Regions from separate parts of the Homo sapiens genome. Here region 1 is linked to region 2. A link is a contact called in ENCODE Hi-C or POLR2A ChIA-PET data. All regions are on one chromosome and are shown on one strand. The core of a region is the stretch at or near the end of the contact, and the rest is flanking DNA. Distances in the headings are between cores, read along the strand shown. Region 1 holds the start of HPD (4-hydroxyphenylpyruvate dioxygenase). Region 2 overlaps SETD1B (SET domain containing 1B, histone lysine methyltransferase).

The links. A loop is a pair of places that touch in the nucleus more often than their neighbours do. ChIA-PET counts read pairs that join two places held with the same protein, here RNA polymerase II (POLR2A). Pooled maps may share reads with other maps.
Region 1: a loop to region 2 is called in a pooled map of gastrocnemius medialis, with 2.5 times the contacts of the local background. The contact joins the promoter of HPD here to the enhancer-like site in region 2. A Hi-C loop is called at or near these places in 1 of 37 single-sample maps with no recorded cell type and 5 of 50 pooled maps. POLR2A ChIA-PET finds 5 or more read pairs at or near these places in 23 of 52 experiments (A549, AG04449, BJ and 16 more).

The regions. Positions count from the first base shown.
Region 1 is chr12:121,857,609-121,861,325 of GRCh38, reverse strand. HPD (4-hydroxyphenylpyruvate dioxygenase) reads left to right here and starts at 2,467. Exons shown (of 14, transcript NM_002150.3): 1 at 2,467-2,505; 2 at 2,613-2,639; 3 at 3,507-3,569. The coding sequence starts at 2,503. TIALD (transcript inducer of AURKA lysosomal degradation) reads right to left here. Exons shown (of 3, transcript XR_002957437.2): 2 at 3,488-3,707. RefSeq lists enhancers at 291-807, 808-1,325.
Region 2 is chr12:121,810,672-121,814,063 of GRCh38, reverse strand. SETD1B (SET domain containing 1B, histone lysine methyltransferase) reads right to left here. Exons shown (of 17, transcript NM_001353345.2): 6 at 3,229-3,392. Among named protein-coding and RNA genes, the nearest start is that of SETD1B, 8.4 kb to the right of the region's middle. RefSeq lists silencers at 1,483-1,572, 1,713-2,032 and enhancers at 2,267-2,879, 2,924-3,392. Within about 2 kb of position 2,008, at least 32 of the 41 ENCODE cell types and tissues checked have a DNase peak (open chromatin) inside an H3K27ac peak, as active enhancers do; they include OCI-LY7, where a contact is called at or near this core.

The sequences.
Region 1 (3,717 bases), core at 1,218-3,717, 47 kb before region 2:
CTTACTCTGTTGCTCAGGCTGGAGTGCAGTGGCATGATCTCGGCTCACTGCAACCTCCACCTCCTGGGTTCAAGCAATTCTCCTGTCTCAGCCTCCCAAGTAGATGGGACTACAGGTGCCTGCCACCATGCCCAGCTAATTTTTGTATTTTTAGTAGAGACGGTGTTTCACCATATTGGTCAGGCTGGTCTCAAACTCCTGACCTCAGGTGACCCACCCGCCTCAGCCTCCTAAAGTGCTAGGATTATAGGCATGAGCCACTGCATCCAGGCTAATTTTTGTATTTTTAGTAGAGATAGGGTTTCACCATGTTGGCCAGGCTGGTCTCGAACACCTAACCTCAAGTGATCCTCCCTCCTCGGCCTCCCAAAGTGCTAGGATTACAGGTGTGAGCCACTGGGCCCTGCCTTATCTATTTTTGATACAAGTTCTCACCCTGTTCCCCAGGCTAGAGTGCAGTGGCGTGATCATAGCTCACTGCAACCTTTAACTCCTGGACTCAAGTGATCCTCCCACCTCAGCCTCCTGAGTGGCTGGGGACTACAGGTGCTCACTACCAGGCCCAGCTAGGTGAATGCTTTTCTGCACACCAGGGTATTTTCAAGGATGCGTCCTATGAACCCATCTGATCAGTGAGCTTCTTGAGCAAGGCCTCTGGAACCCACCTCTGCATGGTCGGGCATGAAGAACAGAGACAGTCACACCCAGCCACTGCTGATCTGTTATCCAGTGGAGCCCAGCCTGAACAGAGAGCATCAGGGAGGGGACTCTGGATACTGGGCCCTGCAGGCTTGCCTCCCTGCTCTCTGCCCAGACATGTGAATGGCATCTAGGGGTGCACCCAGCATGGGACTGAGACCTACAGTGTTGGGGACAGAGTTCCTACCTCTAGATGCCTGCCAGCCTTTGCAACCCACTGCTGTTGACACACTTCCTTGAGTTAGTAAACATTGGCCTTTGTGCTTAGCATATAAGCCAGGGCAGGCTCCAGGAGTGGGGGTTTGAGTTGGCCACAGCAATCAAAGTGACAAGATGTTCCTGCTGGCCTGGAGGGGATAGGCAGGCTACACAGAGCTCTTCTCCTCCATGGGAACCTTCTGGGCCTGTGAGATCCACCCTGGGCCACCTCCACTCAAGTTTTCCCAGTTGGATATTTATTTATTTATTTGAGATGGAGTCTCACTCTGTCACCCAGGCTGGAGGGCAGTGGCATGATCACTGCTCACTGCAATCTCTGCCTCCTTGGTTCAAGTGATCCTCCTGCCTCAGTCCCCTGAGTAGCTGGGACTACAGACGTGCACCACCGTGCCCAGCTAATGTTTGTATTTTTAGTAGAGATGAGGTTTTACCATGTTGCCAGGCTGGTCTCAAACTCCTGGCCTCAAGTGATCCTCCCTCCTTGGCCTCCCAAAGTGCTGGGATTACAGGCGTGAGCCACCACCCCCGGCCCCCAGTTGGAAATTTAGACTTAAGGAGCTGAGGTGGACACTGGGAGCACACTGGGCAGGCCCAGGACAGGCAGAATAAGGGGGTGGGACCACCTTGCCTGCCTCCTGAATGGCCCAGAAAATAGAGAAAAGGAGGGAGAAGTGGTCTGCACTGGTGCAATGAGATCCAACTTCAGAATCAAACAGGCCAGAGTTTGGGGCTCTGCTCTTACCAGTTCCATGACCTGGGAGACATGTGTTCACCTCTCCAGGCCTCAGTTTCCCCATCTGATGGGGATATCAATATCTCCCATTTGTATAGAGGGCAATCTAGCAATTTAAAGTGTGGGTCCTGGAGTTAGAATAGCCCGGTTCATGTTCCAGTTCTTCCCTGCCGCTTGCTGACCTCATGGCCTAGGAATGTTCTCTGTCCCAATGAATTATAACCAACACTGAGAGTGTCCTGTGTGCCAGGTCCTGTTCCAAAGAGCGTGCTTATCTCCTTTAATCCCCACCACACTATTCTCATTCCTGTTTTACAAATGAGGCTCAAAGGGATATGGTGATTTTCCCAAGTCACACTGTATGTAACAGAGCCAGGATGCAAACCTTCTCCTGCCGTGCCTCTCAGAGCTATGGAATACAACGCTGTGACGCAAACAGGACTTTGGGGCCAGTCTCCAAATGCCCCCTCAAATTTCCTCTAGGCAAGAGTTCTGGAGCCGCCACTGCACTCCAGCCGGCCTTGGCTTCTGAGCTTTGGATTCTGGGCAGTAATGGTCACATTCCCAGCGTCCTGGAAAAGCTTGCCCTTGGCTTCTGGCCCTGACTCTGCCTCCCACTGACTAGTGGACGTCACTGCCCCTCTCTGGGCCTGGCAACACCATCCTGTTCAATGAGGCTGCGGCTGGATCAGAGGTCCCCAGGCCTGGAACCTTCCAGGGCTGGGCTCAGCTCCCCACCCCATCCCCCAGGTAGGCCAGGAGGCCTGGGCGGGACCTGCTTGGGGTTAAATACTCCGGCCCAGCACTCCCCAGGCCTCTAGTCCCAGTAGGAGGTTTGACTAAGATCAATCATGGTAAGTGCCATGGCCATCTCCCCTTGGGTGGGACATCTTCAGTAACGCTTCCAGAAGCACCTTGTGTTGGAACCTCCAAGTCTCACTGTCCTTCTTTTTCTCCTTAGACGACTTACAGTGACAAAGGGGCAAAGGTAAGCAGGCGAAATGTGGGAAATGTAGGGGCCTGAGTCTAGAAGGGGGTCGGAGTGCAGGGAGACTGGGGTTTCAGCAGAGAGCAGAAGAGGAAGGACTGGAGTGGATACATGACGTGCATGCCTGCACACTCAGCTTTACCCCCGGGGCTCCCCGAGACTGAGCTGGACTCAACCTCACCCTCACAACAAACTTGTATCCTGGCCGGGCATGGTGGCTCATGCCTGTAATCCCAGTGCTTTGGGAGGCCAAGGCAGGCAAATACTTGAGGTCAGGAGTTCGAGACCAGCCTGGTCAACATGAGGAAACCCCGTCTCTACTAAAAATACGAAAATTAGCCGGGCATGGTAGCGCACCCCTGTAATCCCAGCTACTCAGGAGGCTAAGGTGGGGGAGATCACTTGAACCCTAGGATCGCTTGAACCTGGGAGGCGGAAGTTGCAGTGAGCCAAGATTGCACCACTGCACTCCACTCCAGCCTGGGCAATAGAGCAAAACTCCATCTCAGAAACAAAAACCAAAACAAAACCTGTACCCCTTCTCAAATGCCTGCCAATCTTTTAATCCCATCTGGAAGTTCTTTCTAAGGTCTAACTTAAATCCATATTGCTGCAACATAAGTCTATTTCCCTGTGTGAAACCTTGGCAGGCCTCCTGAGGGGGTTTCCCCATCCAAGACACCCAGGAGCTCAACTTCCACATGAGAAACCTCTTTTGAGGCTTGGCAAGGCTGCATGGGGTTCCGCTGCTCCTAAGTTCTGTGGTTGAGGCTGGAATAAGGAGGGTGGCTAGGGGACATCACTCCACCCGCACTTTTCTAGACTCACTTTCAGGGACTCAACCTCACCTCTTCTCTCCTTCTGCAGCCTGAGAGAGGCCGATTCCTCCACTTCCACTCTGTGACCTTCTGGGTTGGCAACGCCAAGCAGGTAGAAGCCGGGGCAAGGTGCTGGAGTGAGCAGACGGCAGGGCAGAGGGCTGCCTGACAAGGGCAGGCCTCCAGCAGGGTCTGTGATTGGCCCTTGGGAGGGAGGATCAGGCCAGGGGTGGGCCAGATACTCTGAATCCTAATTACAC
Region 2 (3,392 bases), core at 759-3,258:
GCCAAGGGGCTCTCGGAGTCCCCTCTGCAAGACTAGCAATCAGTGGCACTCCCAGCTGTGTGACCCAGTGCAAGCCATTCAGCCTCTCCAAGCCTCAGCGTCTTCATTTGCAAAATGGGCATCATAGTCCCTGCCTCATGGAGTTACCACTAGAATTCATTCATTCATTCCAATTCAACAAACATTTGCTCAGTACCTGTGTGCCAGGCACTGGTCTAGGTGCTGGGGACACAAAGTTGAAGAGGCAGGCAAACATCTTACTCTTGTGGAGCGGAGCCAGCAGGAAAAGGCAAAAGGATGATGAGGGTGAATACGGGAAACGTGAGGGAGAGAAAGAAGGCAGGGAGACGGGTGGGGCACAGAGGATGAAACTGTTGCAATTTCAGAGATTCTGTTGCAACTTGTGTGCAGAAATAGTTGCCACTTCCATAGTGTCTCTTATGTGCCAGGGCCTTTCTAAACGCTCCACATTTATTAACTCAGCTAATCCTCAGAACAGCCCTATTTTCAACTCCATTTTTGCCCCACGAGGAAACTGGGGCACAGAGAATTTAAGTAACCTGCCCAAGGCCACACAGCCAAGAAGAGATGGAGCCGGGATTTGAACCAGGAAGTGGTTCTGCAGCCTGTGCTCTCAGTCACCCTGCTGTCCTCACTCTGCGGCAGACGGCCAGGCAGGAAAGGTGACATTGGAGCGGGGGTTTAGCAGCACTAAGGCCCATAAACAGGAAGTGTGTTGTTATTTATTTTTCCTTGATTACTCTTTTCACCTAGTCTCGTGACTGCACAATCAGTGTGGGCCCGCGTGGGGCTAAGCGCTGCAGACGGCTGCCTCATTTTTTATCCGAAAGATAACCTCACAGGGCGGGGGGCTCTGCTCCGACCCATTTGACAGTTAATAAACACACTCAGAGCCTCAGCCGTGGCCCCGCGGCACAGCCAGTCAGAAGAAGGTCTGGAGCCCAGGACCTGCCCAGTGCGGGGCTGCAGCTGGGATCCAGGGCGGTGGTGAGGGGTAAATGTGGGAGGTGTCAAGGATGGGCGTGGGGCTTTAGGGAGCCGAGTGGACAGGTCTGGACTTGGGGTGGGGGGACCTTTGAAGGCTGAGGGGGAGTGGGGGTGGAGGTGGAGTCTGTGCAAGTTGCAAGATCAGAGGTCAGACTACAGGTGAGGAAGGCCTCAGAGGAAAACTGCAGGTAGCGGGGTAGGAGGACGGAGACTACCCAAACTAAGGCAGCGGCAGGAAGCTCTGGACTTTACCAGGTCCCCTCTGTGCACACATACACACACACACACGCACGCACGCACACACTCTCCTTCTCAGGATCCCCATGCACATCAAGAAGAGACAGACGGGCTCGGGTGGATCCTCAGAGAGCACTCCCCAGATCAGTCCTGGACAGAGCCGAGCACAGCGCGCCGCGGCACACAGAGGGTTAACCCGGGCCGCCGCCGCCAGCCAATCACAGGGAGGCAGATCCTGCGCTCCAGCCCCGGCCGGCCCTGCCCCTCCCTCTGCCCAGCAGTCTCGGGGTGAGAAGCGGCAGGAATTTGCTGAGAACTGGGAGTCCAGCAGGCCTGGCGGTGCCGGGAGCATCCTGTGCGGCACCTCACTTAAGCTGAGGTCCTGTGCTGCAGGGACTCTCACAGGCCCATTTGGCAGATGACGAAACTGAGACTCAGAAAGGCAAAAGTGCCTTTTCCAGGGTCACATAACCAGTAAGTGACTTGGCAGGACTCAAGAACTTGAGCCTGAACTTTTAACGACCAGCCACTGTTTAGAAGAAAAGCCCCCCCTGCACCCTCGGCTGGCCCCGCCTGCGCCGCTCCCCCACCTAGGATGGGACGGGGTCCAGCTCCCCGCACTGCGCGCGGCCGCAGAAAGCCCAGGCGCTATTCCCCGGCGCCAGCAGGGGGCGCCCGCGGGCCGGCCCGGAGCTTCCCGGCACTCGGCGACTCCCTGCGCTGGCGGCCGGGCAGTCCCAGACCCTCGCTCCCGGGGCCTCAGCCTGCCTTTCGCTCCAGCCACTGCGGGCCTCTCAGCCCTGGACCGTGGTCAGCATGGTAAACACTCCTCACCCCAGGCAGCCTAGACGGAGCGGAGGAGACGGGTGCCAGGGCCGGCGGCCCCCCTACAGCTGCACACCTGTCAACGCCCCCTGCCAAGGCCCCCTGCCTGGACCCCTTGATGCCAGAAACCACTTCCCCAGAACTGCTTGGAGGCCCCCTGGAGCCCCAGCCACCTGCAGCACCCTCCCAGGCAAGCCAAGTTCCTCTCGTTCCTCCCTGATGCAGCCAGACCCGCCTAATCAAAGGGCCCAAGAAGGGGGCAGTCCTCCTCCCCTCCGCCCACAGGGACGCAGAGCTCTGTCTAAGCCCCTGACTGCCCATGCCCACCGGGACTACGGCTCCAAGGCAGGTGCCTGGACCGAGAAGGAGGAGTGGAGCCAAGGAAGATGACCCAACACCCTCCCAGGGGAACCTGGCACGTGGCACCCTCACCCCCAACCCCTGGGCGGGACTTCCTGAGGCTGGAGGTTTAGGCAACGAGACCCCATGACCTGAGGAGAGGGTGGGGGATGGTCAACTTTGCCTTTTTCTGGCTACATGGCACCCCACCCCCACCCCAAGTTAGCTCTTAACTCCTTCATCCCTGGAGCCAGTGGGAGAAGAAGGGAAACCAGCACCCTCCCTGTCTGCCATGGTTTCCCCCTCTTCAGAGGGCACCAGGCTCTAGGAGACAATGCTCCGGGGCTTCACCCCACTTAGCCCAGCACAGTATTCTGGCCAATCTCTCTCCTCCCCTCTGCCTGAGGGCCAGGACTCTCCCTGATCATTCCCAAGCCACGCAACAGACAAGGGGACCAAGAGCCATCCCCACAGCTCATACTCTCTGAACTCTCAGCAAACGCCTACCAAAGCAGCTCAGGCCAGAATTTATCCCTAGGAAAAGCTGACTTCTTACCTAACAAGGAGAGCATCAGAACTAGGCCATGCTTTCCTTCTCTCCACGGCTGCTAGGGAGCTCATTGCCAAACCAATTGCTCAATCACAGCCCCTGGTGTTTTCTGCATCCCCTTTTTATTCTGTAAGTTCCACCTGTTATATTGGCTTTCCTAGCCCCATTGCTTCCGCATCTTAGCTAGTCATGCTAAATGCTTGAAGGGGGAAAGGGAGATACAAGATAGACAAAACCAGTCCCAGACAGATGGACAGACACGGTGGTACCTCATCCATCTTCTCTGAGGTCGGGGTTCTGTCTCCAACCAGGTCCAAGGCCACCTCAGCTGTCTGGCTCAGAAGCCCAGCAGGGTCCGGGGGGCCTGGCTCAGGTGGAGGCCGAGGCCCAAGGCCCAGGTCGAGCTCCTCGTCCTCGTCGGAGTCTGGGAGGG